Linked DNA regions of Homo sapiens: region 2 is linked to region 1. Evidence: chromatin loops called from intact Hi-C (ENCODE). Cell type or tissue: adrenal gland. All regions are shown on one strand. Links, peaks and the distances in the headings refer to the core of each region. The heading gives the core; the rest is flanking DNA. Region 1 overlaps PSMD1 (proteasome 26S subunit, non-ATPase 1). Region 2 has its middle 21 kb from the start of SNORA75.

Region 1 (11,355 bases), core at 1,189-9,188:
AAGGAAAAAGTTGTAGTGCTCCGGAGAGAAGATCAAAGCAGCCACAACCTTCCCTTAAGCCAAAGCCCAATACAGAGCAAGACGTTAACTCTTCAGTTCTGGAAAGGCTGAGAGAGGTGAGGAAGCTGCAGAAGAAAAGCTTGAAGCTAGCAGAGAGCTTGGTTCATGAAGTTTGGGGAAAGAAGCTGTCTCCATAACATGGAGGTGCAAGGAGAGGCAACAAGTGCTGATGCAGAAGCTGCAGCAAGTTACCCAGAAGATCTAGCTAAGATCATTGATGAAGGTGGCTATCCTAAACAACAGATTTTCCATGTAGACAGAATAGCCTTCTATTTGAAGAAGATGCCATCTAGGACTTTCATAGCCTAGAGAGGAGAAGTCAATTCCTGGTTTCACAGCTTCAGAGGACAGGCTGTTCTTGTCAGAAGCTAATGCAGTGGGTGACTTTAAGTTGAAGCCAATGCTCTTGTATCATTCTGAAAATGCTGGGGCCCTTAAGAATTATGCTAAAGCTGTTCTACGTGTTCTAGAAATGAAACAACAAAGCCTGGATGACAGCATGTATTAGTCAGGGTTCCCTAGAGGGACAGAATTAATAGGATATATATATATATATATATGGGAGTTTATTAAGTATTAACTTAAACAATCACAAGGTCCCACAATAGGCTGTCTGCAAGCTTAAGGAGCAAGGAGAGCCAGTTTGAGTCTCAAAACTGAAGAACTTGGAGTCCAATGTTTGAAGGCAGGAAGCATCCAGCACAGGAGAAGGATGTAGGCTGGAGGCTAATCCAGTCTCTCCTTTTCACGTTTTTCTGCCTGCTTTATATTCCCTGAGAGCTGATTAGATTATGCCCACTCAGATTAAGGGTGGATCTGCCTTCCCCAGCCCACTGACTCCAATGTTAATCTCCTTTGGCAGCGCCCTCACAGACATACCCAGGATCAATACTTTTCATCCTTCAATCCAGTCAAGTTGACACTCAGTATTAACCATCACACAGCACATCTGTTTATGTGGTATGCTAAATATTTGAAGCCCACTGTTGAGAATTACTGGTCAGAAAAAAGATTCTTTTCAAAATATTACTGCTCATAGACAATGCACTTGGTCCCCCATGGGTTCTGATGGAGTTGTACAAGGAGATTAATGTTATTTTTATGCCTGCTAACACAATAACCATTCTGCAGCCTGTGGATCGAGGAGTAATTTTTTACTTTCAAGTCGTATTATTTAAGTCATTTCTTAAGACTATAGCTGCCATAGGCTGGGCGTGGTGGCTCACGCCTGTAATCCCAGCACTTTGGGAAGCCAACGCGGCAGATCACCCAAGATCAGGAGTTTGAGACCAGCCTGGCTGACATGGTGAAACCCTGTCTGCGGTGAAACCTTGTCTCTACTAAAAATACAAAAATTAGCTGGACATGGTGGCAGGTGCCTGTAATCCCAGCTACTCAGGAGGCTGAGGCAGGAAAATCACTTGAACCTGGGAGGCGGAGGTTGCAGTGAGCTGAGATCACACCATTGCACTCCATCCTGGGCGACAAAGCAAGACTCCATCTCAAAAAAATAAATAATAAATAAAAAAGACTAGCTGCCATAAAACGTGATTCCTCTGATGGCTCTGGGCAAAGTAAATTGAATACCTTCTGGAAAGCAGTCACCATTCCAGATGCCATAAGAACATTCATGATTCACAGGAGGAAGTCAAAATATCAACATTAGCAGCAGTCTAGAAGAAGTTGATTCCATCCCTCATGGATAACTTTGAGGGGTTCAAGGCTTTAGTGGAAGAAGGAATTGCAGAATTGGTGAAAATAACAAGAGAACTAGAACTAGAAATGGAGTCTGAAGATGTGACTGATAAAACATCAATGGCTGAGGAGTTGTTTCTTGGGATGAGCAAAGAAAGTAGTTTCTTCATTTGGAATCTACTCCTGAAGATGCTGTCGACATTGTTGAAATGTTAGGTGTAGGAAAAAATAAAAAAGAAGTAATCACTTTTTGGGTCTGACCTGCAGACCCTGGCCGAGTGATAGATGAAAGAAGTTCTCAGACATGGATATCCAGTGAAGGAGTGGGCTAGGGGGCTGCTGGCACTAGGGCCGAAGAGAGTTAGCCGCCTCTATAAGCCAGAGATGCTCGTGTTTATTTAGTACAGATTTAATGAGAAAGGCTTGGAGCAAACACAATTTGTGGGTAATTAACATTGTCGACCCACCAAATAGAGAGCAGTCCTGCACACGAATGATCACAGATTAGTTTCTGGAGACAAGAGTAAACAAGTTTATCTAGATAAGTTCCTTTACATTCCCTTGTTATGTAACCCTTGCTCTTAAGAGAATTTAACTGCCTTCAGCTAAATCCTCTTGAAGCTTTTGCAAAACCTCCCGGCCTTCCAATAAGGTTTGCATCTTTCCCTATAATTTTTATAACTTTTCCCACCACCCTGACTGATCTCCTACATCTCCTCCTTCCTTTTCTGCTTTTTACATCAGGTTTTGTTAATTGAAGAGTACAGATGTGTGCAGCAGCAGATTTGTTAGGCATAGTGGTTATAACTCGTTTTCCAGCTTTGCATCCTAGAATTAGTAAATAGCATAAGACAAACATGAGTATAATCAGTAACATTCTTTTCCAACAAGAATTGACCCCCAGGAGTGGGGGTCTATCCAGGAGAGATGTTATCTCACATCCTTCCATATGGCTGTTTGTTGGGCGTGTAGATCTACGGTGTTTAGGGATTCTAGAATTTTAGTTTTAAGTTGTCTTAAGTCTGCTGTTAAATTATCATATAAGGTTCCCCAGGGGTGTTGTTTCACCTCATCCCAACTATGTATTGGTTGATTCCAAGGTAGGGAGGTGACACAGATACACTTATGCTCCCAGTCACAGTTTAAGTGCTGTCGGAATGCCAGCGCATCTTGCTGCTCCCCTGTATATTCTAAGGCAGCCTCAGGGGCTTGCAGGCGTGCAAGAATCTTTTGATCTGTACCCTGCTCTAAGAGAAGTTCATTAGACACATTTTTGGCCAAGTTACCTACAAAGGTAGCTGTTTTTACAGATTCAGTAATAGAGGCCACAGCAATACTAGCAGTTGCTAAGATGACTATGGCTGAGACTATAAAGGTTTTATAAGTGTGCCTATGAATCTTTTGGGTCTGACCTGGGACGGGGCATGTTCTCAGGTGGCAAGAGCAGAGGAACCTTGCCAATCACGTGTCAAATTGGTGGGAATGCTTCAGATTGTCTCCTTAATACCATGATACTAGTAATATTTAAATTAGATATAATTAGTGACGCATGAGGCAAACCAAACCTGTCCCTGCACTCGGGTCACAAACGTGGAGTTTTGGGGTGTAATGGAAATATTGGTTCCCATAAGGAAAACATATGGATGGGTAGTGCAAATCAGGCACTGATCTGTGTGATTATGAATAAAGGTCACAGTATAGTTGTTACTGGAATTATGGTATGTCCCATACCAGGTGTAAAGGGAGATGCTAAGATGTCCCAGGCACCATAAAGTGTCTTGGGGTGGCATGGACTCTCCTTGGGATCTGGGATATCCCGTCCCTCCATCGGCCCAAATTGTACGGGAATGAGACGTGGCTGCAAAACTGTGATTGATGCCACGATGGATGAGGACATCAGTATGGTTGCTCTGCAAGTGTCAGTGGGGGCTCTAGTCTAAGATGTTATAATAGCCTAAATGGAGTCTACGGGCTTGTCCTCCATGACAGACCTCCCAGCCAAAGTGGAATCCATTACTTTCCTGGCTATGTTCTTTAGCACAGGAAGGAATGTTGGGGAAAGTGGCGTTGGTTGCATTGCCCGGTTTGAGGCTATCTGCAACCAAGAATGTTAAGGCATTTCCTTTGCCATGATATAGCCATACTTGAGTTTGGGCAGGTACACAGTAAGGATTGGAACTTTTATAACTAATGCACAGTGGGAGGATAGTGGAGTGATATATAGTGTTACCTGGCATCTTAATCCAATGTGTGCCATTAATGAGGGACCCCACTGGGGGTAAGTCAATCCCTCCTAGCCAAGCAGTTATGTTATTAGAGGTTGGGAAGGGGGTGTCTGCCCAAGTAACAGGGCAAAAGAAAAGCAGATCTAAGCCAAGCAATTATGTTATTAGAGGTTGGGAAGCGGGTGTCTGCTCAAGTAACAGGGCAAAAGAAAAGCAGATCTAAGAGATGAGCCCAATAGAGAGTAGCAGGTGCAGGTTGCAGGCAGAGTGAGAGATTAAGAAGGGTTAATACCCTATGAGAGTTGCAGTGTACAACAGAAGGCATAGCAAGGAACAAATTATGTGGAGTGAATGGTGTCTGTGTCTGGAGCAGGATTCGCTCAGCCTCCTGAGTTGTCTTCTTCAGCATCCCCCAGGTAAAGTCCGGGGCTTGTGTCATCCTAGGAAGCCGCGTCGTCCGGGGCTGCTGGTCCTGCAGGGACATTTCCTTCATTTCTGGTACCAGGTTGGGTCCTAGCCACACCATGGTATGATTTGATGTATCGTGCTAGAATCCAGAGAGGACCTGAGGGGGTGTGAACACAAGCATATCCTCTTTCCCATGTAAGCAAATCATTTGGACCACACCATACATTACTATTTACATTTTTCCATTAAACTGCAGGTTTTATGTCTTGAGAGGTTTTAGCAAAGTGCTTTTCTATGGCTGAAATTTATCATCTAAATTTTAAAAATTAAGGGTAAATAAGGCTTGTGCCAGTAGTGTTGCCAGGTTCTTACCCATATTCCCCCTTTTTTGTTTTTTTGAGCATATTTTTAAGAGTGGAATGGGTATGTTCTACTGTCCTTGGGGGTTATACGAGATGCCTGTGGAATGTTGGATGTTCCACGTGTGACAAAATTGTTGAAATTGTGAGCTGGCATAAGCCAGACCATTATCAGTTTTAATTTTTGTGGGCCGCCCTATAAATGCAAAAGTTAAGAGTAGATGTTTAATAATATATTGGGTGGACTCTCCAGGAAAAGTATGTGCACTAATTAACTGAGAATTGGCATCAATGGATACATGTACATATCTTTGTTTTCTAAATTTAGGATGTGAGTAACATCTGTTTGCCATAACTGATTAGGTTCTAGTCCTCTAGGGTTAACACCTGTTGGAGGGGCGGTGCCGTCCTCTAGGGTTAACACGTGTTGAAGGAGGGGAGGTGCCTGTGAGCTGGCAATCTGGGCATTGCAGGATAATTTCTTTAGCTAGCCTTTGGGTGAGTTTAAATTGTTTAGTTAAATTACTCCAATTTTGGTGGAAAAATTGATGCAATTGGGTGGCTTGGTCAAGCAGTGACGTCATAACTTGCATATCTGCTTGTTCATTGCCATAAGCCAATGGGCCAGGCAGTGAGCTGTGGGCTCCAATATGTGTGATTAGAAATAGGATGTGTACGTTGATCCAGCAATTGCTGAAGTCAAAGAAAAAGTGCACACAGGGTGGGCTCGAGAATGGACTTGAGGGCTGTTTCAAGGTTCTGCAATAAATAAACAGAGTAAGCAGGGTCACTAACAATATTGATGGGCTGAGCAGAAAAAGTTTCCAGTGCCAGTATTAAGGCTCCAGCCTTAGCTGTCTGAGTGCTAGTAAATCCAGAATGAGTAAGGGAATTATGTGGTTTCTACCAAATTGCCACTTTTCCATTTTTACCAGAACCGTCAGTAAAAAGCATTAAAGCGTTGGGTATGGGGGAGTGAACTACTTTTATAGGCACAACTACAGAAGTATGAGATAAGAACTGAATTAAGTTTGTCAGCAGGAAGGGCATGCTCTATATGGCCTGTATAATCAGAAAGTGCTATTTGCAGGTCTAGAGATAAGGGCAATACTGCTTTGAATTGCTTTTTACTTGAAGGAATTCTATGACATCAGGGTCATAACCTAGTGACTGATTGCATTGTCTGCAGCTTGTATAGTTGACTTTATTAACTAGCTGGATATAGGGAGATAGTGTTTTAGTCCAGGTATGTGAGCAAAAAATCCATTCCAGGAAGCGTAGCCCTGGGGCCATTTGTCCTATTAACCCTGTCGGGAGTGTTTAGTAGGAAAAACAAACAATTGAACTGAATAATTTGGGTCTATGCGATTTAGTTGCCTCTGAGAAATAGCTTGCTCTATTTCCTCAATTCCCCTTTTTGCTGCAGGAGTTAAATACCTGGGAGAGTCTGGGGCTGTATTGCCCTTTAGGATGGAAAACAGGTTTTGCAGCTTATCAGTAGTCATGCCCAAGGTGGGACGAAGCCAATTAATATTGCCCAATAATTTTTGATAATCATTTAAGGTGTATAAGTTGCTAGTATTTAATTTAACCTTTTGAAGTCTTATTGACCAGGAAATTAGCATGTATCCAAGATATTTCCAAGGAGAGGACATTTGCACATTTTTAGGTGCTATGTTTAAACCTCTTAGCTGTGTATTCTTTATGACAGAGGCATATAAACTTAAATGCCTTTGTTGGGGCTGCTAGTAAATATCATCCATAAAATGAATAATCTTGCAAGTAGGAACTTCTTTTCTACTGGGGAGCAAAGCTTGATTGACATGATACTGACACATGGTAGGACTATTTAGCATCCCTTGAGGAAACACTTTCCAATGAAATCAGCTAGCTGACCTTTCATTATTGATAGCTGGTATGGTAAATGCAAATTTTTCTCTGTCCTGTTCTGCAAGGGGAATAGTATAAAAGCGGTCTTTTAAGTCAATAACGGCTAAAGGCCAATCTTGAGGAATCGCTGCGGGGGAAGGGAGGCCCTGTTGAGGCCCCATGGGTTGCAAATTAGCATTAATAGCCTGTAAGTCATGCAGAAGTCTCCATTTGCCAGACCTTTTGGGAATGACGAAAATGGGTGAATTCCGAGGGCTGTTTGACAATTCTATATGGCCAGCTTTTAATTGCTCCTCAACTAATTCATGGGCTCTTTGTAATTTCTTTCCCTTTAAAGGCCACTGTTCTACCCAAGTTGGATCTTGAGAGAGCCATGTTAAGGGTAGGGGAGGAATAATAACAGTGGCCATTATTAGAAAGAGGTCTGCAGAGTGACCTCAAACCTCTTGTAAATGGGCTAGCGGCTCCGTTCTTTCTAATGCTTTTTCTTATCTCTTTATAAGCTTTAAAATAAATGGGTTCATGTACCTGATTGCCTTGTTGATCTTGCATTACCAGGCAGGCTAAGAGCTCCCCTTCTAATGCTGCTTGCCTAAGACAGAATCCCATAGCTGTAGGATATCCCTTGTCTTTTTTCCAATTTATTGGAGGAGGGGACTCAGGCAAAACCTCCATTTCCTTTTTGTTATTTTTTTCTGTTAATGGCGGGGCTGAGGGAGATGGAGTCGGTAAGGTAGGTGATGGTTCCTCTTCCCTACCCTTTTTAGGCACTTCTGTGTATAGCAGGACCAAAGCAGCCCTGACTAAGGCCCATAACATTAGAGATGTTACTGGGACCCATTGCCCTTCTGCATGATGTTGTTTAAGATTTCTCCCAACTGGTTTCCAGAGCTCTATGTCTAATGTACCTTCTTCGGGGAACCACGGGTTATGGGAAACAACTGTTACATATAAAGTTTCGGTGCCACAAAAGAAATAGCACTTGAATATAAAATTTTCTTTTTAATTCTCAGCAAGGCAAGTTACTTCTATAGAAGGGTGCGCCCTTACAGATGGAGCAGTGGTGAGCGCACACTTGGACAAGGGAGGGGAAAGCGTTCTTATCCCTGATGCACGTGGCCCCTGCTGCTGTGTCATTTCCCTATTGGCTAGGGTTAGACCGCACAGGCTAAACTAATTCTGATTGGCTAACTTAAAGAGAATGACGGGGTGAGCGCTTTGGCGGGAGTCAGGGCAGAGCAGGTAGCAGGTAATTGGAATGAGTTAGGGTGGAGCAGATGATCGGAATGAGTCAGGGTGGAGTAGGAAATCGAAAAAGGTTGCTTTATGAGGAAGTTAAGTTTAAAAGTAGAAGGCAAAGAATTGAACATACTGACATATTCTTTGAAAACAAATTTAGAACTCATATCTAACAATCCCTCCCCTTGTATTTCCTTACAGCTTTCTTTTCAAACTTTTTTACAAGTCTTGGCTTAGTTGTTTTGCTTGATTTTCCAAAAGAAGAAGCTTCTCTGGATAAGATGGAGGATAGTTGGTGGAGGTTTTAGTAAGTGCTGTTTTTATGAGCCTCTGCATCAACTTACAGATGCATGGTATGACACAGCACCCAACAAGAATAATTACCTATTACGGCAGTGAGGGAAATAAGAATTGAGGCTATTATTCCTTTCCATTTACTGAACTACTTTTCTAGCCATCCTGTAAAGGGGTCATTTACCCTTGAGTTGCTGGCTAACTCATTGGATAGAGCAGTCAGACCTTGCAGTGCCTTTGTTATACTTCCATTAGGAACAGTGTTGTTTGGGATAAAGGTGCAACATTGAGTTTTAATCATGACACAAACTCCTGCTCTTTCTGCTAATAAATAAGATAGCCTAAGGCTATCTTATTTTCCCAAGCCATCTGACTAGTAGCCCCTAATTGTTCAGCTATTCCTTTAACAGCATCTCTAGTGTAGTTAATAAATCGCTGCTGGTTGTAATAGATGTAGTTTATACAGTCTACATTTTTATTGTCACCCACCAAAATATTGACTCAAATCCTGCAGCTATTTGATTTTGGGTTTTAAATTGATCTAGTATTCCCTGTGGGACTCTAATTGTGTCTAAATAGACGTGAGAGTCGAAAGACCCATAGGGGGCTTCTCTTGCTTTACAGTGTCTTATTTTTCCTTCCTCTGGTTGATGAAATGCCAGGGTGAAAGGGATAGCCAATTGGACTAAAGCACAAGTGCACTCCAGTTATTTGGCAGAGTGTCCAGCAAAGGTCCACCACAATACCACCACACATCTGCTTGGGGATGAACAAGGGCTGACTGATTGATAACCTGTTGAAAATTCTTAAGCTCACTGCATCCCTTCAGGTCTCCAAGGAATGCTAAGTTTCCTCCCTGTCGTGAGAGACATGAATTGAACTTAGTGTTGGGAGACGGAAGCTGGATGGCCCTCGGGGGCTGACCCGCAGGGTGCCGGACTGCTTTCTTCTGCTAGCAAAGCAGTTGCCACTACAGATTAAATGCATTTGGGCCATCCACGGGTTACTGGGTTAAGGATTTTTGATAGGAAAGCTACAGGTTGTAAGTGGCTTCAGTGCTTTCTGGCTACACCCTTGTTTACACTGACAACAAGGTGGTATTGGAGTGTTATAGGGTCACGGAGAAGACCTTCAATTATCAATTATAGGTTTTTAATTTATCCTGGCTTTTAAAGGAATAGGGTACACTGTTTTCTCTTTACTACTTCTATCTCTCTCTCTCTTTGAGTTTCTGTTCTCTCTCTTTCTCTGTCTCTGACTCCCTCTTTGTCTCTCTGTCTCTTTCTCTCTCTCTCTGTCTCTTTCTCTCTCTCTCTGTCTCTATCTCTCTGACTCCCTCTTTTTCTGTCTCTTCTTCTCTTTCTCTCTCTGCCTCTCTTTCCCCTTTCTCTTCTCTCTCTCTCTCTCTCTCTCCCCTCTCTGCTGTTCTTTCCCTGCCTCTGCCAGCCACTTATGCTGCTGTTCTCCCCTCTCCTTCCACTTCCTCTAGGGGAGGGACCAGCGGGAGTAGAGCTTCTCTTTCTTCCTCTGAAAAGAGGATGCCCAAGATGGACATTAACTCGACCCAAGTATACAACTGAGGTCCTAAGAATTGGTCAATTTGGTCTGCCATTCCGTAAAGGTCATCCAGTAGCAGTTTAAGCACCTTTTTAAAATTCTGGATTTCTGAACTGGTTAGGGGAGCATTTACAAAGCCAATGGCCCCCCCTTCCTTGTGGTACCTCTTTCAAAGGAAAGAAAGTCGGGGCTGATCTCTTAGGTACAGAGGGAAATGGGAAATTCTGAATATCTTTTTTACATTGTTCTACTTCACACTGGAGTCCTTTTAGAGAGGGGTATTTAGGTTGGGAGGGAACAGGCTGATGGGATGGTAATTCCTAAGAGTCAGGGTTATAACGAGGAAGGATAACGTTGAGTAGAGAGGGAATTTGGAATGGGATCTGAGGCAGCAGTGGCTGTCTGAGCGGAAAGATTGGGGACACTGAACGGGGTTAGATAGTCTAAGGGATCCCATGCGCTGGAATTTTTAGGCATGAGAGCTGGCTCCTCTGACTTTTCATTTTGAGGTACCAGATTGGGTTCTTCCCTATTTGTTTTTAAAGGAAAAAGGAGGGCAGGTCTTTGCCTCCAATAAAGGGCATAGCCTAGTTCTTCCTGAGACACTGGACTTTTACCATTAACATATCGGATTAGAAGCTGACACGTTACATCCTCATTCGACCCAAAGTTTGGTCAGAAGATTGAGGGTTTGAAGGTGGGTCCCTGAGTCCAAATAAAACAGCAATATTGTTATCATTTGTTGCTTTTTCCTAAGTTTAGTCCTTTCGTTATCCTTCCAGTGTTTTAGCATGAGACCTAGGGAGATATCCAGGGGGATGTCTTTGTTACCATCTTTATCTCCCTTGCTCCCTGTCTTGCTTGGGGTATTTCCCATCTTGATGGTTTTGGGGTAAGGTTCAAGGTTCAATTTCCCTTACTGGAAATTTCTCACCTTTTGGGGTGAGGCTCAATTTCCCCACTGGAAATGTCTTGCCTTTTGGGGTGTGAGGCTCAGTTTCCCCACTGGAAATCTCTGCCTTTTCTGCTACTGGAGGTTTGTGTGAGGTTCAATCCCCCGAAATGGGGATGGCTCGCCTCTTTTTAACCTCTAAGCCACCCCGACCAAGGAGTAGTTCACTGCCCCCCTCCCCCTTGCGGCTTTCTTACCTTGGTCCTGACCACCAAGGAAATACTTTACCGGCTCCCACGGCTTCTCCTTCCTTGGTCTGTGCACAGAGTCATCGCTGCAGTATGTGAAGATCCTTTAAGCTAGGTTGCTGGCCAGTTTTTTATTTTTTATTTTTTTCTGCGTTGCTGAGAGCTCGGGTTATTCCTCGCACTGGGTGGGTCTTGATTTCTCACCCCTGAGGCCACCACAAGGGGGCAGGGCAAGCCTCCTCACGAGAGAGAACCAGAGACCATCCCGGGAGGGGAATGCAATCATGGGCGAGCCCCCAAATTGTTACATATAAAGTTTCGATGCTACAAAAGGAATACCACTCAAATATAAAATTTTTTTTTAATTCTCAGCAAGGCAAGTTACTTCTATAGAAGAGTGTGCCCTTAAAGATGGTGCAATGGTGAACACACACTTGGACAAGGGAGGGGAAGGGGTTCTTATCCCTGACGCACATGGCCCCTGCTGC
Region 2 (11,355 bases), core at 1,928-9,927, 340 kb after region 1:
ATTGGTTTGACCAGGCATGTCATTCATGCAGCCCGTGAAAAAGCTGGCCCTCCCACCCTAGCCTTTTAATATGCAAACGCAGGGTGCCATGATGTTCTACACACATGGGGATATGTAGGGGTGGCCATGTTGCCAGGAACATGTGGGGCAAGGGCAAGAAGTTCGCAGGAATCGCCATGTTTGGGTGGACCCAGTTTCTAATGGCCTTCATTTGCATATCAAAGGTTGCCGGCCTGGCTCTAAGAGCTGCTTTAAAAACGAAAACTTCCCAGGGACCCCTTTTCCTCTCTTATCTGCCTAAAATAATTTCTTAACTCCTACAACACTATCATACCACATTACAGTTGTAGTATTGAAGAAAGAGACATATGATAAATACGTATTATCCAGTTTCAGTTTTGGCAATGAACATGACAGTCCACAAAAGCCACCATGTTTTTTGTGCTGAAAAATTCTTGTGAATGGAAGAAGGAAACCAGCAAAATGAAAAGGATCCCTTCTGAAAATGCATTTAAAGATGCAAGGGTTTTTTTGTGTAAGGAAAGCTCAATTCAAAAATAGCTGGGGCCAGGTGTAAGGGGCTCACACCTGTAATCACAACATTTTGGAGTGCCAAAGTGGGAGGACAGCTCGAGGCCAGGAGTTCGAGACCTACCTGGGCAACATAGCAAGACCCTATCTCTTTAAAAAAAAGAGAGAGAGAGTTGGAGCACTTGATTTTTGTCAAGCACATCTGTGTGAAGAGACCAGCAAGCAGACTTTGTGCGAGGAATAAAGCTTTTTAATCACCTGGGTGCAGGCAGACTGACTCTGAAAAAGCAGTCAGCGAAGGGAGATAAGAAAGGGGCAGCTTTATAGGGTTTGGGTAGGCAGTGGAAAGTTACAGTTAAAGGTGGTTATCTATTGTTAGCAGAGGAGGGGGTCCCAAGGTGCATGGTGTAGAGATCATGGGACTCATTGTCCAGAAGAAGAATGTCCCAGGGTCAATTGATCAGCTGGGGCAGGGCAGGAAAAAGTCATAATGGTAGAATGTCATAAGGTGGATTAATTAGTTAAGGCAGGAACTGGCTGTTTCACTTCTTTGTGATTTTTCGTCTGCTCTAGACTTCTTGGCTCCTGCAGGCCATCTGGACTTATATGTGCAGGTCACAGGGGTTATAATGGCTGACTGTCAGGCCTCTGAGCCCAAGCTAAGCCATCATATCCCCTGTGACCTGCACGTATACATCCAGATGGCCTGAAGCAACTGAAGAACCACAGAAGATGACATTCCACCATTGTGATCTGTTCCTGCCCCACCCTAACTGATCAATTGACCTTATGACAATACACCCTCCCCGCCCTTGCGATCATGTACTTTGTAATATCCTCCCCCACCTTTAAGAAGGTACTTTGTGATATTTTCCCTGCCCTTGAGAATGTACTTTGTGAGATCCACCTCCTGCCCACAAAAAATTGCTCCTAACTCCACCACCTATCCCAAACCTATAAGAACTAATGATAATCCCACCACCCTTTGCTGACTCCTTTTTTGGACTCAGCCCGCCTGCACCCAGGTGAAATAAACAGCCTTGTTGCTCACACAAAGCCTGTTGGTGGACTCTTTTCACATGGACACGCGTGACACTGAGCTTTGGCTCAGAGGCTTGACATTCCGGTCTTTTTATTTATAAAATATACAGTTATAAGAAAAGATAAAGAAAATGTAAGTTTCTTCCGGGGATTATTGGCGTAGGGGCGATGTTTCTCAGGACTGCTTCAAGCGTGACCAGGACTGTGTGGACACCTTAAAGAAAATTTAAGGGTAGAGGGCAGCATAAGAATGGGAATTGAGGTTAAAAGTGAGTATAAAAGTAAAGAATAGGATTTCATCAGGGTGAAAGTATTGGAGTGTGCCCTGCCAGCAAAGATCTTCCATCCACTCCAAAAGGGAGTCAAGAGTGGTGGTTTGGGGATAGCACCAGGAGATATCAGCTGTGATGGTTTGGAGAAAAGGTGTAAACTGTCAGTGTAAACAAGAGCAGGGCATTTATGAGTAGGTGAGAATGGTGAAGAGGAAAATAGCAGGGATGAAAAAGTTTGTGAGGTGCAGTCCAAGAAGGAGGGGGTGACGCCAGGAAGGAGGGGGTGACTGCATAAAGCCTTGTTGTAAAGAGTAGAGTAAGGAAGAAGAGACCTAATCCTGTGAGGCTGGAAGGGCATATTTTCCTTGGTCTAAGAACCATTTGTCTTGAGTGGGGAGGGATTGATAGGTGGAAACTTCAGTGGGAGAGTAAGTAGGAGTGACTGATGAGAAGGAGAAAAACTGGCTGTGAGGGACAGAAATAGGAATACTGGCTGCTTATTTAGCTGTCTTATCAGCATAATTGTTACCTTGAGCAGTGGGGTCTGAGGTCCTTTGATGGCCTTTGCAGGGAATGACTCCAGCTTCTTTTGGAAGTAAAGCGGCCTTAAGAAGAGTATTAAAGAGGCATTAATAATGGAGGACCCTTGCGTAGTGAGGAAACCTCTTTCTGCCCATATAACAGCATGGTGGAGCAGGATATGGAAGGCATATTTAGAGTCAGTATAAATATTGACACACAGTCCCTTTGCAAGACTGAGGGTCCCATTTAAGGCAATGAGTTCAGCTTGCTGAGAGGTAGTGGAGGTGGGCAGCACGGTGTCCTCAATGATAGATGTGGAAGACACTATAGCACAGCCTGCCTTTGCTGGTGAGTGGCGATTAGGCCTGGTGGAACAGCCATCAATGAACCAAAGTGTGATCAGGGTGAGGAACAGGAAAGAAGGAAATATGGGGAAATGAAGTGAATGTCAGGTGGATCAGAGAGATACGGTCATGGGGGTCAGGTGTGGTATCAGGAATATTGTGGGAGGCTGGATTGAAGTCCGGGCCAGGAACAGTGGTAATTGTGGGAGACTCAACGAAGAGTGAGTATAGCTGAAGGAGCCGGGGAGCAGAAAGTAGATGTGTCAGGTGTGCGGAAGAAAATAGATTTTGAAAGTTATGAGAACTGTAGAGAGTGAGTTGAGCAGAGTTTGTGATTTTGAGGTCCTTTATAAAAGGATTAGAGTGGTGGCAGCCGCCGCACACAGACATGAGGGCCAGCCTAAAACAGTAAGGTCAAGTTGTCTTGTCGCCTAGGCTGGAGTGCAGTAGCCTGATCTCAGCTCACTGCAGCCTCTGCTTCCTGGGCTCAAGCAATCCTCCCACCTCAGCCTCCCTAATAGCTGGGATTATAGGCATGCACCACCACATTGGGCCATTTTTTGTATTTTTTATAGAAATGGGGTTTTGCCATGTTGCCCAGGCTGGTCTTGAACTCCTAAGCTCAAATGATATGCCCACTTCGGCCCCCCAAAGTGTTGGGATTACAGGCATGAGCCACCATGCCCAGCCTATATTTTTTAAATTAATGTATAATTTACATCCAAAAAAATGCACAAATCCTAAGCATACAGTTTGATTAGTTTTGACAATTGTGTACATCTTGTGTAATCACCACCCCTTTCAAGACATAGAATATTTTCAACACCCCAGAAAATTCCCTGGGTGCCTTTCCATTCAATCTCTACCCTACCCCTGGAGACACCCACTTTTCTCTTTTATCACTTTCAAAATTTTTTTCTCATTATTATTTATTAATAATTTCTTTTTTTAATTTTTCAAAAATTCTTTTATTCTCTAGTTATACACACATACTCACTTTCAAATAAAATTCTATATTAGAAGGAAAGGTCTCTTTGTAAGGCATAATATTGACTTTTTCTTATGAGAAAACAGGAAATATCATTGGTGCTTTTAAAAAAGTGAAAGCATGAGAGAAAAATCAGGGCTCCATGTAGAGAAGTCTAATTGTTTCTCTACAAAAACCAACTGGAATACAGGATAGCTCTGTCCTACAGCAACCTAAAACACAACCTCCCTTGATGTACATATAGAAAATACATGTCTTGTGGCCGGGCGTGGTGGCTCATGCCTGTAATCCCAGTACTTTGGGAGGCCAAGGTGGGCAGATCACAAGGTCAGGAGATCGAGACCATCCTAGCTAACACGGTGAAACCCCGTCTCTACTAAAAATACAAAAATTAGCAGGGCGTGGTGGTGGGTGCCTATAGTCCCAGCTACTCAGGAGGCTGAGGCAGGAGAATGGTGTGAACCCGGGAGGCGGAGCTTGCAGTAAGCCGAGCTCACGCCACTGCGCTTCAGCCTGGGCTACAGAGCGAGACTCTGTCTCAAAAAAAAAGAAAAAAAAAAAAGAAAGAAAGAAAGAAAATATATGTCTTAACCAACTTGGGGTTATTCTTTTTTCAACCTGGATTCAGCCTCAGGCTGCTGTTGACAACAGTGCTCCTCTCTGGGGCGAGGCTGGAGGGCTTGCATTGCACTGGAAGGGCATGAGGCACCTACTGCCACAGCAGAGAATCAAAGGACCATAACTCTCCCTTGGGGGTTGAAGAATTCTTTAAAGTCTGAATATTTGGGGAACACAGAGCAAGGCTGTGCCCTGATTTTCCCTTTCTGAAAGTCACACTTAAAACATTTCTGTTCTACAAATTTCCATATATCAAAAGATGCTGTAGAATTTAATTCATACTGTCTTCTCAAAAGGAAGAGGAAAAAAAAACAGTTCTTCATAGGAGTCTTTTCTTTTTTGGTGTCTTAAATGCCAATGATCACAAAAACTTCCAGCTTCTCTTCATTATAGACCTGCATTGCTGAATATGTTATTGCCTTGACTTCTGTTCCCTGAGGATGCTTGGACAATGAAAACTCTTCTCCCCACCCAATTGATCATAATTTGAAATTTCTTTGATCAATACTAAGTACTTTCACTTTCCGGGGTATGAAGAATTCATCAGCACTGAACTTATAAAGCCATTCATCCAAAAAGTGAAACAGAAGAGTCTGTAAGTCATTTCCTTGGGTTTCTACTTCTACTGTTGGGAGGGGCTCCACTGTCCCAGTATCTGTCATGTAACCAAACATGGCCATTGCACATTGCTCGAATGCTTCCTCCAGAGTATCTCCCCATGCGTGTAACTGCACATCCGCCGTATGATCCAAATACTCGTACTTCCTATTGACTGGCGGATACTTGGCCTTGATCGCCTTCTGTTCCTCAGTCAAATTGTAATCTCTAACATCTTCCTCTGCCTGCGCCATGACTCTTTATTAATAATTTCAACTTTTAGGCCGGGTGTGGCGGCTCATGCCTGTAAACCCAGCACTTTGGGAGGCTGAGGCAGGCAGATCACCTGAGGTCAGGAGCTCCAGACCAGCCTGGCCAACATGGTGAAACCCTGTCTCTACCAAAAATACAAAAATTAGCCAGGCGTGGTCATGGGCGCCTGTAACCCCAGCTACTGAGGAGGCTGAGCAGGAGAATCGCTTGAACCCAGGAGGCGGGGTCGCAGTGAGCCGAGATTGCACCACTGCACTCCAGCCTGGGCAACAGAGCAGACTCCATCTCAAAAAAAAAAAAAAAAAAAAAAAAAAAAATTTAGTGGCCGGGCACCCTGGCTGACGCCTGTAATCCCAGCACTTTGGGAGACCAAGGTGTGCAGATCATGAGGTCAGAAGTTCGAGACCAGCCTGACCAACATGGCGAAACCCTGTCTCTACTAAAGATACAAAAAATTAGCCGGGTGTGGTGGCGCCCACCTGTAATCCCAGCTACTCGGGAGGCTGAGTCAGGAGAATCACTTGAACCTGAGAGGCGGAGGTTGCAGTGAGCCGAGATTGCCCCATTGCACTCCAGCCTGGGCAACAGGGTGAGACGCCATCTCAAAATAAATAAATATAAATTTTTTAAAAATTCAACTTTTATTTTATATTTGGGGGTACACGTGCAGGTTTGTTACATGGATATGTTGTGTGATGCTGAGGTTTGGGGTACAATTGATGCCATCACCCAGGTAGTGAGCATAGTACCCAATAGTTGGTTTTTCTTTTTTTTTTTTCCCAAGACAGAGTCTTGCTCTGTCATCCAGGCTGTAGTGCAGTGGTGCAATCTCGACTCACTGCAACCTCCGCCTCCCGAGTTCAAGCAATTCTCCTGCCTCAGCCTCCCAAGTAGCTGGGATTACAGGCGCCTGCCACCGCACCTGGCTAGTTTTTGTATTTTTAGTAGAGACAAGGTTTCACCATGTTGGCCAGGCTGGTCTGGAACTCCTGACCTTGTGATCTGCCTGCCTCAGCCTCCCAAAGTTCTGGGATTACAAGCATGAGCCACTGTGCCCGGCCAATAGTTGGTTTTTCAACCCTTTTCCTCCTTCCTTCCCCATCTAGTAGTCCCCAGTGTCTATTGTTGCTGTCTTTATGTCCCTGAGTACCCAATGTTTAGTTCCCACTTACAAGTAAGAACATGTGGTATTTGGTTTTCTGTTCCTTAGTTACTTTGCTTAGAATAATGCCTCCAGCTGCATCCATGTTGCTGTAAAGGACATGATTTCATTCATTTTTTTTTTATGGCTGTATAGTATTGCATGGTGTATATGTACCACATTTTCTTTATCCAGTCCACCATTAATGGACACTGAGGTTGATTCCATGTCTTTGCTATTGTAAATAGCGGTGTGAAAAACATACAAGTGTATGTGTCTTTTTGGTAGAATGATTTATTTTATTTTAATATGTATAATATATTATATACTTAATATATAATTTACAGTGGCTCACACCTGTAATCCTAACATTTTGGGAGGCCGAGGCAGGCAGATCGCCTGAGGTCAGGAGTTCGAGACCAGCCTAATCAACCTACTCGGGAGGCTGAGGTAGGAGAATCGCTAGAATTCGGGAGGTGGAGGTTGCGGTGAGCCGAGATGGCACCATTGCACTCCAGCCTGGGCAACAAGAGCAAAACTCCATCTCAGGAAAAAAAAAAAAAAAAAAAAATATATATATATATATATATATAAACACACACACACACACACACACACATACATATAATTTAACATGGCCGGGCACAATGGCTCACGCCTGTTATCCCAGCACTTTGAGAGGCCGAGGCGGGCAGATCACTTGAGGCCAAGAGTTCAAGACCAGCCTGGCCAACATGGTGAAACCCTGTCTCTACTAAAAATACAAAAAAAGTGAGCCAGACTTGGTGGCCTGTAATCCCAGGTACTCGGGAGGCTGAAGCATGAGAATCGCTTGAACCTGGAAGGCAGAGGTTGCAGTGAGCCAAGATCGCGCCATTGCACTACAGCCTGGGTGACAGAGTGAGACTCCATTTCAAATAATAATAATAATTTAATATATTATATATATTTATATAGGCCAGACAAAGTGGCTTATTCCTGTCATCCCAGTGCTTTGGGAGGCCAAGGCAGGTGGATCACTTGAGATCAGCAGTTCGAGACCAGCCTGGCCGACATGGCGAAACCCCATATCTACTAAAAATACAAAAATCAGCTGGGCATGGTGGGGGCCGCCTGTAATCCCAGATACTTGGGAGGCTGAGGCATGAAAATAGCTTGAACCCAGGAGGTGGAGGTTGCAGTGAGCTGAGATCACACCACTGCACTCCAGCCTGGGTGACAGAGTGACTCTGTCTCAAAAATAATAACTTTATATATATTTTATAAGTGGATTAGAGTTTATTAAGCAGGGGAGTGGAAGAGATGTGGCACAAATAGAGGTATGTAACATTCAAACAACAGAATCTGGGATTTTTGAAAAAGTATTTTAGTTGCGGGTACACAAAGGATCACTTCCACCCCCAACGACACTGGGGCCTCTGAAAGGGGAGGAAGGACTAAGTCCCACGGCAGGGCCAGTGGTTGCTCCTGGGTTTTGGAATGATCTCTGCAGAGCTTTCAAGGCCAGACCATGGGCTCAGGATTGAGACTTCATAGCAGTTGTGACTAGACCCAGCAAGATGGCTGCGACTGTGAAGCCCTGGACAGCGATCCGGGTGCGTGTCATGAGCTGAGAGCGCTGACTGTGGCCCTGGTGGAAGCAGTAGAGGCCGTAGGTGAGGGCGGTCGCCATGCCTAGGCAACCTGGGTACCATGTGGTTCTCGCGGGTCTTGTGAAGGAATTTTTCCTTGAAACTCTCTGGATTGCTGTAAACAGTGGAGCTAAACCCCTAAATGACTGGGGGCTTCCATGGTTCAAAGGGGACCTCTGGAGTCACAGGGCCAGGAGCCGCCATGTCCAGGCCACAGCTACAGGAGAAAATCGGGACTCCGAGCTCTGCCTCCTGGTGAAGGTCAGAAAAAGAAAAATATATTTTATGTATATTTACATATATTTCTTTTAATAATATATATACCCAGGAATGGATTGCTGGATCGAATGGTAGTTCTGCTTTAAGTACTTTTAGAAATCTCCAAACCAGCCGGGCGCAGTGGCTTATGCCTGTAAACCCAACGCTTTGGGAGGCTGAGGCATGTGGATCACCTGAGGTCAGGAGTTCGAGACCAGCCTGGGCAATATTGCAAAACCCCATCTCTACTAAAAATTAGCTGGACGTGGTGGTGTGCACCTGTAATCCCAGCTACTCGGGAGGCTGAGGCAGGAGAATTGCCTGAACCCGGGAGGCAGAGGCTGCAATGAGCCGAGATCGAGCCACTGCACTCCAGCCTGGGCAACAAGAGTGAAACTCCGTCTCAAAAAAAAAAAAAAGAAATCTCCAAACTGCTTTCCACAGTGGCTGGACTAGTTTACATTCCCACCAACAGCATATAAGTGTTTTCTTTTCTCCGCAGCCTTGACAGCATCTGTTGTTTTTTGACTTTTTAGGAATAGCCATTTTGACTGGTGTGAGATGTTATCTCATTGTGGTTTGTTTTTGTTTTTGTTTTGAGAGTCCCGCTTTGTTGTCCAGGCTGGAGTGCAGTGGTCCCATCTCAGCTCACTGCAACCTCTGCCTCCCAGGTTCAAGTGATTCTCACACCTCAGCCTCCCATGTAGCTGGGATTACAGGCATGAGCCACCATACCTGGCTAATTTTGTATTTTTAGTAGAGATGGCGTTTTGCTATGTTGGCCAGGCTGGTCTCAAACTCCTGACCTCAAGTGATCCACCCATCTCGGCCTCCCAAAGTGCTGGGATTACAGGTGTGACCCACTGCACCTGGCCCAGACCCTGATTGTGGTTTTGATTTGCATTTCTCTGATGACTAGTGATGTTGAGCATTTCTTCATGTTTTTTGGCCACTCTTGTCTTATTTATTTGTTTGTTTGTTTGTTTGTTTTTTTATTTTTTGAGACGGAGTTATGTTCTTGTTGCTTAGCCTGGAGTACAATGGCATGACCTTGGCTCACCGAAACCTCTGCCTCCCGGATTCAAGCGATTCTCCTGCCTCAGCCTCCCAAGTAGCTGGGATTACAGGCATGCACCACCACACCTGGCTAATTTTTGTATTTTTAGTAGAGACGGGTTTCTCCATGTTGCTCAGGCTGGTCTCGAACTCCCAACCTCAGGTGATCCACCCGCCTCAGCCTCCCAAAGTGCTGGGATTACAGGCATGAGCCACTGCACCCAGCCACTCTTGTCTTATTTTGAGAAGTGTCTGTTCGTGTATTTGTCCACTTTTTAATGGAGTTATTTGTTTTTTGTTTGTTGAATTCTTTAAGTTCCTTATAGATTCCGGATATTAGACCTTTGTCGACTGCATGGTTTGCAAATATTTTCTCCCATTCTGTAGGTTTTCTGTTTACTCTGACAACCACTTTTCTGATTTCTATGACCAGTGATTAGTGTTCTTGTTAGTTCTAGATTTTGTCACTCTACATAAGATTTTTGAGTCATCCACGTTGTTGAATGAATAAGTAGGTTTTTAAAAATTGTTAAGTAGGCTGGGTGCAGGGGCTCGTGCCTTTAATTCCAGCACTTTGGAAGGCCAAAGCAGGAGGATCACTTGAGCACCAGGAGTTTGAAACCAGCCTGGGCAACATAGGGAGACTCCGTCTCTAAAAAAACTTAAAAATTAGCTGGATGTGGTGGCGTGCACCTGTGTTCCCAGCTACTTGGGAGGCTGAGGTGGGAGGATTGCTTGAGCCCAGGAGGTAGATGCTGCAGTCAGCTGATATCACACCACTGCACTCCAGCCTTGGCAACAGAGGGAGACCCTGTCTCAAAAAAACAAAAATGTGCTAAGTGATGTTCCATTGCCTTAATATACTACAGCTTGTTTATCCATTCTCCTCCTGATGGACATTTGAGTTCTTTCCAGTTTTGGGCTATTATGAATAAAGCTGCTACAAACATTGTTACACAAGTCTTTTTGTGGACATATGTTTTCACTTCTCTTGAGAAAATATTTAGGAGTGGAATTGAGTCATAAGAGTAGGTATACATTTAAGTTTATACTCTTATAAACTGTCAGAGTTGGTGTGTGTTTAACTTTATAACAAATGGTCAAACACTTTTCCAAAATGGCTGAGCCGCTACAGTAGGTAGCTAGTCAGGTATGAGCAGGCCAGGAGAAGGCTCCCCACACACACTAGGAGTGTCGGGCAACCATCAGGTGATGGTCAGGTGGTTGTTAACTGTCTCTCTAAAGTAATAATTGATCACAGCCAGTGCAGGGAAAGGCCGTCTCTTAATAGATGGAAAACACCTGAAATTGGTGACCAGCAGCTTTCCAATAAGATCCAAGGAATGGGGAGAACAAGACTCCGGAAGTAGGCCAATGTGCAAAACCCCAAGTCGAGACGTCGAGCTGTGCACTAGGGTCTCTTGAGTCGCCCGCTTGGCCCTCTTCCAAGTGTACTTTCCTTCCTTTCCTTACTGCTCTAAAGCTTTTTAGTAACTCACTCCTGTTCTAAAACTTGCCTTGATCTCTCTCCTTATGCCTTACGGCCCTCAGTCGAATTCTTTCTTCTGAGAAGGCAAGAACGGAGGTCGCCGCAGACTCATACAGGTAACTACCACCACTAACAGTGCCATTTCATATTCTAACAGCAATATATGAGAGTTCTCGTTGTTTACACCCTTGTCAACATTCGGCATTGTCAGTGTTGTTAATTTGAACTATTTGGTGGGTGCATGTTGGTATCTCATTGTGGCTTTAATTTGTATTTCTCTGGTGACTAATGATGTTGAATGCCTTTTCTTTTTTTCTTCTTTGAGACGAAGTCTCGCTCTGTCACCGAGGCTGGAGTGCAGTGGCGCCATCTTGGCTGCTTGCAACCTCCACCTCCCTGGTTCAAGCAATTCCCCTGCCTCAGCCTCCCAAGTAGCTGGGATTACAGGCACACGCCACCACGCCAGGCTAATTTTTTTGTATTTTTAGTACAGACAGGGTTTCGCCATGTTAGCCAGGCTAGTCTCAGACTCCTGACCTCAGGCAGTCTGCCCACCTCAGCCTCCCAAAGTGCTGGAATTACAGGCGTGAGCCA

Evidence for each region. A loop is a pair of places that touch in the nucleus more often than their neighbours do. Peaks named below come from ENCODE experiments on the same cell type or tissue, not always from the same donor. Only the 100,000 strongest peaks of a DNase experiment are listed, where the experiment ranks them.
Region 2: a loop joins it to region 1, with 2.3 times the contacts of the local background. A loop is called at or near these places in 3 of 110 quality-filtered maps.

What each region holds. Positions count from the first base shown.
Region 1 is chr2:231,088,995-231,100,349 of GRCh38, forward strand. The region is part of intron 16 of PSMD1 (proteasome 26S subunit, non-ATPase 1); the gene reads left to right. Among named protein-coding and RNA genes, the nearest start is that of HTR2B, 30 kb to the right of the region's middle. In adrenal gland, for the core only: no CTCF peak of the experiment used is centred there; no DNase peak of the experiment used is centred there.
Region 2 is chr2:231,429,260-231,440,614 of GRCh38, forward strand. It overlaps the pseudogene ZBTB8OSP2 and the pseudogene HIGD2AP1. Among named protein-coding and RNA genes, the nearest start is that of SNORA75, 21 kb to the right of the region's middle. In adrenal gland, for the core only: no CTCF peak of the experiment used is centred there; no DNase peak of the experiment used is centred there.